2 separate regions of the Homo sapiens genome follow, and region 2 is linked to region 1. Evidence: chromatin contacts called from ENCODE Hi-C or POLR2A ChIA-PET data. All regions are on one chromosome and are shown on one strand. Each heading gives the region's core, a stretch centred on a gene start or an enhancer-like site at or near the end of the contact. The rest is flanking DNA. Distances are from core to core; before and after follow the strand shown.

The links. A loop is a pair of places that touch in the nucleus more often than their neighbours do. ChIA-PET counts read pairs that join two places held with the same protein, here RNA polymerase II (POLR2A). Pooled maps may share reads with other maps.
Region 2: a loop to region 1 is called in a pooled map, with 13 times the contacts of the local background. The contact joins the promoter of COX7B here to the promoter of TAF1 in region 1. A Hi-C loop is called at or near these places in 8 of 50 pooled maps. POLR2A ChIA-PET finds 5 or more read pairs at or near these places in 4 of 52 experiments (B cell, MCF 10A, T-cell and 1 more).

Annotation. Positions count from the first base shown.
Region 1 is chrX:71,364,271-71,369,624 of GRCh38, forward strand. TAF1 (TATA-box binding protein associated factor 1) reads left to right here and starts at 2,087. Exons shown (of 38, transcript NM_004606.5): 1 at 2,087-2,224; 2 at 3,229-3,343; 3 at 3,784-3,900. The coding sequence starts at 2,105. RefSeq lists enhancers at 851-1,420, 1,589-1,638, 2,129-2,178, 2,697-3,392 and a silencer at 1,779-1,968.
Region 2 is chrX:77,897,451-77,902,804 of GRCh38, forward strand. COX7B (cytochrome c oxidase subunit 7B) reads left to right here and starts at 2,018. Exons shown (of 3, transcript NM_001866.3): 1 at 2,018-2,143; 2 at 5,193-5,317. The coding sequence starts at 2,104. RefSeq lists an enhancer at 1,972-2,221.

The DNA.
Region 1 (5,354 bases), core at 837-3,336:
TACTTTATCAAGGTGATGAAATTTAGCATCACCAATACTAGGACAACACTGTATTTGACAGTGTACCTTCTGATGGCTGATAAAATATTTAACCTGGGCCGGGCGCGGAGGCTCACTCCTGTAATTTCCAGCACTTGAGGCGGGCGGATCACGAGGTCAGGAGTTTGAGATCAGTGTGGCCAATATGGTGAAACCCCGGCTCTACTAATCATACAAAAATTAGCCAGGGGTGGTGGCGCCGAGATCGCACCACAGCACTTTATCCTGGGAGACAGAGCAAGAGACTCCGTCTCAAAAAAAGAAAAAAAAAAAAAGGCCGGGCGTGTGGTGGCTCACGCCTGTAATCCCAGCATTTTGGGAGGCCGAGGTGGGCGGATCACGAGGTCAGGAAATCAAGACCATCCTGGCTAACACAGTGAAACCCCGTCTCCACCAAAAATACAAAAATTAGCCGGGCTTGGTGGCGGGCGCCTGTAGTCCCAGATACTTGGGAGGCTGAAGCAGGAGAATGGTGTGAACCCAGGAGGTGGAGCTTGCAATGAGCCGAGATAGCACCACTGCACTCCACCCTGGGCAACAGAGCGAGACTACGTCTCAAAAAAAAAAAGGAAACAAGAGAAATTCGGATCATGGAATGTTTTCAAGACAACTTGCCTGGATTCTTCCAAATATTTAGTGTCATGAAAAACAAACAAGAAGGCAGGTGATTCTGGACTAAAGGAAGATGACCAAATACAATGCATGAAACGTGAATGGATCCTAGTATTGGAAAAAAGGGAGAATGAGGAAGAGTGCTATGATGTGGTAAAGAAATTATTTCAGTCTATATTATCATAATATGTGAAAAAAGCAAGGTGAAAGCCGGGGTGTTGGCTCATGGCTGCAATCCCAGCACTTTGGGAGGCTGAAACGGGCAGATTGCTTGAGCCCAGGAGTCTGAGACCAGCCTGTGCAACATGACGAAACCCCGTAAAATGTTCCAACTAGGACAACTGGGGAAATTTAAGTGCGGACTCTTCCTTAAATAATATTGACTTACTTCCTAAAGTTGTGATAAAGGTACTTTGGTTCCATAGTTAAGATGCTTATTTTTAGGAGTGAAGAACAAGATGCCCATAAATGGTTTAGAAAAACAAAAATCCTAGCAAAATGTTAACCATTGTGAGTCTAGGTGAGGGGTCAGCTGTTCATTTTACTAAACTTTCACATTTTCCGAAATAAAACGTTGGGGGAACAAGTATTTTTTTTGAGGCGGGCTGGAGTGCAGTGGCCCGATCACAGGTCACTGCAGACTCCAACTCCTGGCTCCCACCTCAGACCCCCCAACAGCTGGGACTACAGGCACTGGCCACCACATCTGGCTAATTTTTTTGATTTTGTGTATGGATGGAGTCTCGCTTTCTTGTCCAGGCTGGCCTCATACTCGTGGGCTCAAGCGATCCTCCCACCTCGGCCTCTCAAAGTGCTGGAATTACAGGCGTAAGCCACCGCGTCCGGTCAAAAAATCAATTTCTAGGGAAAAATGTCAACTCAAAACAAGTAACCTGCATAGCTCGGGAATGCCTGTATAATTTACGTCAAGTCTCTCCTTGGGACGGACCGGTGAAATTGCACGCAGCACAAAGACCGGCTCTTACCCTTACTTCCGGGTATTGTGGTACAGGAACCCGAGGTTGCCTGCGCGTAAGCCACGTGACTCGAGCAGCTCCTTCTGATTGGAGGAAGAGCCACTGCTCTAATTCGGTGCCGTGAGAAAGCTCGCGCGCGGAGCAGTGGGAGCGGGCGGGACTGAATATTTTCTTTGACCAACCGCTTTCCACATATCCATCCTCCTGATCCCGTAGCGTCGAATCAAAAGCCGTTAGTAAAGTAGTTACTTCTTTCTCTTAGGATAGCCGGTCTTTCCGGGTTTTCCCCCCCTTCCCCCTCCCCTCTCCCCACTTCCCCCTCCCTTTCCCCTCTGTTTTGAGCTTCCGGTAGAGGCTGGTAGGGTAAGGGAGCTCAGTAAGTCACTTCTGGGCGACTGTTGTTTTATTTCCGGTCTATGGGACCCGGCTGCGATTTGCTGCTGCGGACAGCAGCTACCATCACTGCTGCCGCCATCATGTCAGACACGGACAGCGACGAAGATTCCGCTGGAGGCGGCCCATTTTCTTTAGCGGGTTTCCTTTTCGGCAACATCAATGGAGCCGGGCAGCTGGAGGGGGAAAGCGTCTTGGATGATGTGAGGGGGTGGGCGTGGGGGTAGGGCTCGGGGGGTGGGGCTAAGCAGAGGAAGGAGGTGCGGGGAGGAAAGGAGAGGGTGCTCAGGCAGCGAGAACAGGGCGCAGCTAACGCCGGGGAGGAGGATCCCGTCCTCATGGGTGCGGGAGCAACGTGGCGTGGGAGTGATCGTTCTGGGGGAGAGTGGGCAGAAGAGAGCGCGAGGCGAGCCCGGGGCCAGGGGCGCAGGGAATAGTGGCTTTGGAGCTAGCGCTCTGCCGACCAGACAGTAGGACACATGCTGGTTTCGCCTACTGAGATGGCTTCCCACCCGTAACCTGCTTGGAGATTCTTGACACTGCCTGCCCCTCTGACATCGCTGCCCTGAGATGGCTCTATAGAGCCAGAGGACTGGACAGGACCTGCCTCCCGCTCGTTTGGTTCCGGCCTCAGGCTTAGGACAATGGGGTGTTCCTAGCACCCGAGCGGGCCTCCTGGTCACAGTGCGCCTTTTAGGTGGCTCTCCCAGCGTCTTCACTGACTTTCGTGAAATAGTGTCCTGCGCCCTAGTGAAACTACCCTGCCTTCACTTAGGCCCGTTTTCTTGAGGAGTGAAGCTGTCGGCCGCTGTGGCCCCTCCTGTGCCGCAGGCGCATGCGAAACAGGGACCGAACGAGCCCCGCCTCGACGCCTCCAATCCCACTGATCCCCCTGCCTCGGCCCTCGTTCCGAGAACGACCGTTCCATTCATTCAGTCTTGGCAGTAGTTATTTGATTCGTCTTCTCTTGTAGTATACTTTAAAGTGTGGGCGATGCAGTTGGCTGTGGTGCTTTAATAAAGATCTGATCGATGCGGAGTTTGGTAGATGTATATTACAGTTCTCGAACGTGTTGCTTGTTTTGGCACACTGCACAGTCATTTTTCATGTGGATTTGTGACTTTGTCGTGGACCAGGGAAATAAGTCCTGTGGTGTGGGAGTCGTAGGTTTAGTTGTTATCTTCGACTCGTGCTGTCCCTTTTTCAGGAATGTAAGAAGCACTTGGCAGGCTTGGGGGCTTTGGGGCTGGGCAGCCTGATCACTGAACTCACGGCAAATGAAGAATTGACCGGGACTGACGGTGCCTTGGTAAATGATGAAGGTGAAGTCTGGGTTGTGGGGAGTAGGCGGGGGAGGAGGCTAGCCACCTACTATGTATGTACTTTTTTGTGTGTGTAAGACGGAGTTTCGCTCTGTCTCCGAGGTTGGAGTGCAGTGGGGCGATCTGGGCTGACTGCAGCCTCCGCCACCCGGGTTCAAGCATTTCTCCTGTCTCAGCCTCCTGAGTAGCTGGGACTACAGGCACGCACCACCACGCCCGGCTAATTTTTGTATTTTTAGTAGAGACAGGGTTTCATCATATTGGTCAGACTGGTCTTGAACTCCTGGCCTGAGGTGATCCGTCTGGCTTGGCCTTCCAAAGTGCTGGGATTACAGGCGTGAGCCACCGCATCCAGCCTGTACATGTACTTTTAAATGGGAATTATCTGAGGGAGTGAGGGTCGCTTACTGTTGTTGCGATTCTCCCTGCTTTTTTCATAGGGTGGGTTAGGAGTACAGAAGATGCTGTGGACTATTCAGACATCAATGAGGTGGCAGAAGATGAAAGCCGAAGATACCAGCAGACGATGGGGAGCTTGCAGCCCCTTTGCCACTCAGGTGATTCTTTGGTGTATTGGCTTGAACATTCCAGTGCATTATCCTGCTGTATAGTCCAGTTTGGGCTCTGGTTTCTATACCCGCTGTCTGCCATTGTTTCTGCTCTCTATGCCTTTGCTTTGGCTCCTCCACTCCCTTTGTCAGGTCAGTTCCAAGTAGCTGCTATCTTTTTTTGTGTTCTGGCCAGTCTTAACCGTATTCATGTGGTTATTCCTCACACTGTTCAGTCATGAATTCTTAGTTAATGACAAGTAGCTTTCTTGTCACCTGGTATTTGAATACCTACAGGGTTTGTGAGATACACTTCAAAGTTGGAAACTATGAAACAAATTCAGTTTTTGCCCTTAAGGAATGGATAGTTCAAGAAGGATACAACGTCATACATAAGCAATGAACTAAGGCAGGACGTGGTGGCTCACCAGATTACCTGAGGTCGGGAGCTTGAGACAGCCTGACCAATATGGAGAAATCCCGTTTACTAAAAATAAAAAATTAGCCAGGCGTGGTGGCGCATGACTGTAATCCCAGGTACTCGGGAGGCTGAGGCAGGAGAATTGCTTCAAACCGGCAGGTGGAGGTTGCAGTGAGCCGAGATCGTGCCACTGCACTCCAGCCTGGGCAGCAAGAGTGAGACACTCCGTCTCAAAAAAAAAAAAAAAAACCCAATATAAAACAACTGTTTTTTTTTTTTTTTCCGAGACGGAGTGTCTCACTTTCTTGCCCAGGTTGGAGTGCGGTGACACGATCTCGGCTCACTGCAATCTCCACCTCCCGGTTTGAAGCAATTCTCCTGCCTGAGCCTCCCAAGTAGCTGGGACTACAGGGGCCCGCCACCAAGCCCGGCTATTTTTTTGTATTTTTAGTAGAGACAGGGTTTCACCGTGTTAGCCAGGATGGTCTCGATCTCCTGACCTCGTGATCCGCCTGCCTCGGCTTCCCAAAGTGCTGGGATTACAGGCGTGAGCCACCACGCCCGGCCACATCTGGCCAATTTTTTTGTATTTTTAGTAGAGAAGGGGTTTCACCATGTTGGCCAGATTGGTTTCGAACTCCTTACCTCAAGTGACCCTGCTCCCCTCGGTCTCCATAAGTGTTAGGATTACAGGTGTGAGCCACCGCACCCTGCCTAAAACAATGAACTTGATACCTGCTTGCAAATATGTTTTTTTCCTCTCTGGTATAGGGTGCTACATTGTAGAATCAAAACATCAGACTTAGAAGGTAGAGTCAGTGAGTGGAAGGAGTCTTAGGAATTATTTATTCGTAATCTCTAGTAGAAAAGGAAAACTTGAACTTTAGAGAACTTTATAATAAAATGTGGGATTTTATCAAAAGTAATACAATTAGCTAGTAGTAGACTGACTAATTTAGCTCAGTTCGTTAGACATTGTTTGAGCACTTGTTATGTACTCTAAACTGATAGGCAGTGTGTTTCTTTTTTTTTTTTTTTTTTG
Region 2 (5,354 bases), core at 768-3,267, 6.5 Mb after region 1:
GCAAGGCTGTGGGGAGTCAGGCACCCTTTATATTAATACGTTGCTGGTGGGAAGGCAAAACGTTACAACATCTATAATTTGGCAATATCTAAAAAAACTACACATATATTTATCCTTTAATCCAGCAATCCCACTTCTAGTAACCTACCTTGGAGAGAGACATCCAGCAATATGAAAATATGTGTGCACAAAGTTATTCATTTCAGCATTATTGAAATTGAAATATTCTTGAAACTACCTAAATATTCCAACATAGGAGATTGACTGAATATACTATAGCACATATACACCACAGATTTTGCAGCTGTAAAAAAGGAATGAGGAAGACTTATGTAAAATGATAATGGATTTTTATGCTACATTTGTATAAAATAGAGAAATAAGAAAACATACAGGTATTTGCCTATTTTTGCAAAAGGAAACACACAAGATAAACCAGAAAGTAATGAAATCGGTTACCTATAGGAATTGGTGGAAATGGAATGCAACAGTTAGGGGAGGGAATGACACTTCTCTAAGTACACTAGTCTGTTTAGTTTTGACTTTTGGAATAATGTTAATATTTTCAATAGTCAAAATGTATAATCAAAGCATTTAGTTTTACACGATGAAAAAGTCTTAGAGATGAATAATGGTGATAGTTGCACAACAATGTGAATGCCATTAATGCCACTGAACTGTATGTATTTTATTTTTTTTGTTTTGGGACAGGTCTCAGGCTAGAGTGCAGTGGTGCGATCTTGGCTCACTGTAACCTCCGCCTCCCCGGTTCAAGCAAGTCTCATGCCTCAGCCTCCCGAGTAGCTGGGATTAGAAGCATGTGCCACCATGCCCAGCTAATTTTTTGTATATTAGTAGAGACGGGGTTTTGCCGTGTTGCCATTTCTTTTCTTTCTTTTTTTTCTTTTCTTTTCTTTTCTTTTTTTTTTTTGAGACGGAGTCTTGCTCTGTCACCAGGCTGGAGTGCAGTGGTGGTATCTTGGCTCACTGCAACCTCCGACTCCCTGGTTCAAGCGATTCTGCCGCCTCAGTCTACAGAGTAGCTGGGATTACAGGCACATGCCACCACGCCCAGCTAATTGTTGGTATTTTTAGTAGAGATGGGGTTTCACCATGTTGGCCAGGATGGTCTCGATCTCCTGACCTCGTGATCCGCCCACCTCGGCCTCCCAAAGTGCTGGGATTACAGGCGTGAGCCACCGCGCCAGGCCTAACAGCTTTCTTTTCTTTCTTTCTTTTTGAGACGTAGTCTCGCTCTGTCGCCCAGGCTGGAGTCCAGTGGCACGTTCTCGGCTCACTGCAACCTCCGCCTCCCGGGTTCAAGTGATTATTCTGCCTCAGCCTCCTGAGTAGCTGGGATGACAGGCGCGCGCCACCACGCCGGCTAATTTTTGTATTTTTAGTAGAGACGGGGTTTCACCATCTTGGCCAGGCTGGTCTCGAACTCCGACCTCGTGATCCGCCCACCTTGGCCTCTCAAAGTGCTGGGATTACAGGCGTGAGCCACCGCGCCCGGCCAATAGCTTTCCAAAGTTATTTTATCACGTATTTATCTACATATTACAGAAGTTTTTACTGTTCTTGCAACTTTTCTCTAAACTTGACGTTATTTGAAAACTAAAAGCTAAGCCAATTAGTATAGTAGTAATAGCAGACAAAAAAAATGAGAGAAGTAAAGGAAGTTTTGGGGGAACAGAAAGAAGAAAGAGCTAGTGTGGAGATACTAAACCGAAGCTTGTGGAACTTGAACGCCATTTTGAAGCTAGTTCCTTAGACGATTCGGTCGAAGATCTGTCTCTCGGCTGCCCTCTATAGAGCTCTAAACCTGGCTTCAAGGAGTTCTTTCATTCTTCATTAGATACCACCCACCATACGTCATTTTATAAAGCCGGAAACTACATTTCCCAAAAGGCCTTTATTTTTCCTCGCGGGAAAAGGGATTGCAATTACTATAGGTTTTACAGGTATCGCGAGATTTCGTCAAATCTCATTACGGATCCCGGCTGAAAGCCATTTTGTTTTTCAGCTCACTTCAAGGGTACCTGAAGCGAATTGGCACCAAAGCAGCAGCTGTATTGCCGCAGTTCTAGCTTCACCTTCACGATGTTTCCCTTGGTCAAAAGCGCACTAAATCGTCTCCAAGGTGAGCAAAAATTATGACAAATCATTTACAACAACCTTATATCAATGTGTCCTCGCGGCCTCTCGTGTGCTTTCCTTTTACGAACATCTCGGCCTTCTAATCTTGAATGCTGTCTGTCTCCCATCTCGTCCCAAGTCATTGGGATGATGTCCTTAGCATTGGCTTTATCACCCAGTATTTCTGTTTCGGTTTCCAGCTCTCTTTCTGTTATCGGAGTGATAGTCTAGCCCTGCTTTTTAATTCTTCAGTAACCTTTGATTTCAGGGAAGGACATTCTTGGTAGACACCTCGTTCCTTAAGTGATGTCCTACATTTTAGCTTTGGGGATATGTTTACTCCTAACCCTGTATAGAAAAATATCTTCTCCAATTCCTATTACTGTAATAGACGGAAACTGTAAATCTAGCTCTTCACCTGGTTTAATTGCAGGGAAACAACCCAAATGGTATCGATGCAGCTTTGAAGTTATTTGTGGATTAACAATGTTAGCTGGCCAGGCGCGGTGGCTCACACTTGTAATCCCAGCACTTTGGGAGGCCAAGGCGGGCGGATCCCCTGAGGTCAGGAGTTCGAGACCAGCCTGGCCAACATAGTGAAACGCCGTCCCTACTAAAAATACAAAAATTAGCCGGGCGTGGTGGTGGGCGCCTGTAATCCCAGCTACTTGGGAGGCTGAGGCAAGAGAATCGCTTGTACCCGGGAGGCGGAGGTTGCAGTGAGCCAAGACTGCTACTGCACTCCAGCCTGGGCAACAAGAGCGGGACTCCGTCTCGAAAACAAAAACAAAACAATGTTAGCTGTCCTGAAGGCAATCGTGGTCATTTTTTTCTTATCCAAAGGTTGGGCAGGTACAGGGAGTTTTGAGACCAGCATTATGTAGAGAAAATGCAATAGATTGAGGAGAACAAATTAATTTTCATACTTGATTTGCACCGAAGGTGACCTTGAGTAACGTGGGCAGTTGTTACACAATGAAGGTGACCCGTAATTACTATTTAGTTTGTTTAGCCATCTTTTGATTTTCACTTAATAGAATCATTGGAGGATATTATTAGATTGTGTCCTAAACTCTTAAGCAACTTTGAAAATAACCACAAAATATTAGCTGGACTATTTTCATATTCCCAAAGTAGCATTTATTATCTCTTTTACTTTGGGCATATGATTTAGCCTCTCTCAACCTCAGTTTCCTTCTTTGTAAAATAAGTAATTTGTAAATAATGCCTACTTCATGGGGTTGTTGAGGATTATATGAGATCACCAATGTGTGGTAATTAAACAGTTGTCACAGAGGAGAGGTCTGATGAAATCCACCAGAGTTACATGAGTGTGTTGAAGTTATGAGATGTTGCAGAATTTTTTGGTAGTCTTAATTTCTTTGCTCTTTGAGCAAATAGGGCCACCTTGTACCTCAGGAAAGGTTTTTTGTTTTTTTTTCAGCGTGGAATTCACATGCCCACTTTTTATCTTTTCTGGAGCAGAATATATTATGAAATATTTGTAAATTTGCCTATCCCGGTGTGACTAAAAGATGAAAAGGGAAAGCTATGTAAGACAGTTAGAAGATCTGATAATGGTCTAATAACTATCATGAAGTAACCCATTGTACCATGTAGAAATATTCATTGCTAGTGAATGGGCAACATTGCAGTTTCTTTTTTTTTTTTTTGAGACAAAGTTTCGCTCTTGTTGCCCAGGCTGGAGTGCAGTGGCTCAATCTTGGTTCACTGCAATCTCCGTCTCCTAGGTTCAAGTGATTCTCCTGCCTCAGGCTCCCTAGCTTTTCATTATATATGTAAGTACCTTTGGAGGCTCTTTAAAACGATAAGAACCTGCCCCTTAAATTGGACAGGAAGAAAAAAAAAAACAGCTAGAAACAAGCTTTTTCCAGTCTCGGCTGTTTCCCAAGCCCTCCTTTTTAGTTCTTCCAGGGGCCGTTTGAAAACTTTTGTTCTTCTCTTTCTACTGGTATAATACTAACAGCAAACTTTATCATTCTGCTCAAAAACTAAGTCCTTAGCTAATTCTGCTTCCTTGTACGATACTGATTTTTATCTACATGTGTAATCCTCTAGACTGGAAGTTACTTGAGGACAGGATCTCTGTCTTATACTTTTTTATATACCCCATTTCTCATTTTTTATTTTTAGGGACAGAGAATTGCTCTGTTACCCAGGCTGGAGTGTAGTGGTGTGATCATAGCTCACTGCATCCTCTAACTCCTGGACTCAAGTGATCGTCCGGCCACAGCCTCCTGAGTAGCTGGGACTACAGGTGTGCATGCACCACCATGCCCGGCTAATTTTTAATTTTCAATTTTTTTGTAGAGACAGGGTCTCACTATGTTTCACAGACTGGTCTGAAACTCCTGGCCTCAAGCGATCCTCCTACCTTGGCCTCCGAAAGTATTGGGATTACAGATGTGAGCCACTGTGCCTGGCCCATTAATTTTTTAAAAATCAAGATTACTCTAGTTGTGGCGAGTTTTTTTGTTACTGTAGTAATTTTACAGTCATAAGCATTTAGTGTGCTTTAATTTGAAGTTCATTTGAGTTCATTTGCCCTTGTATGTTGTAAGTTGTTGGGCTCTATTGAGTAAACTTTAATGAAAATTTAAGTCATAAGTATTCAAATTAATCAATGGGAGCCAAAATTTCAGGGGTTATGCAAATACCACTTTGTAGAGAATGTTACTGACATCATTCATTCTTTGCTTTTTTCCCCCAACACTATTATGAAAACTCTCAGACATACTGAAGAGTTGGAAGAATCGTATGAACACCCATATACCCACCACAAAGATTCTACAGTTAACATTTTGCTATTTGTTTTATCATGTATTTGTCCATCTGTCAATTCATCTTATTTTTGTTGCATTTCAAAGTACACTGCTTTAATAGCTACAATATGTTTTAACATTTTATTGAACTACATAATACTGTAAAATTAACTTCCTTGGCTTTCCTGATTGGCAGTATCAATCACATATGTTTTCTTTACCTGACAATTGATAATATGCTTCTGTATTCTTTTTTCGTTTTCCTGTAAGTTCGAAGCATTCAGCAAACAATGGCAAGGCAGAGCCACCAGAAACGTACACCTGATTTTCATGACAAATACGGTAATGCTGTATTAGCTAGTGGAGCCACTTTCTGTATTGTTACATGGACATATGTAAGTACTATTGATTAATAATTTCTGTTTCAGATGT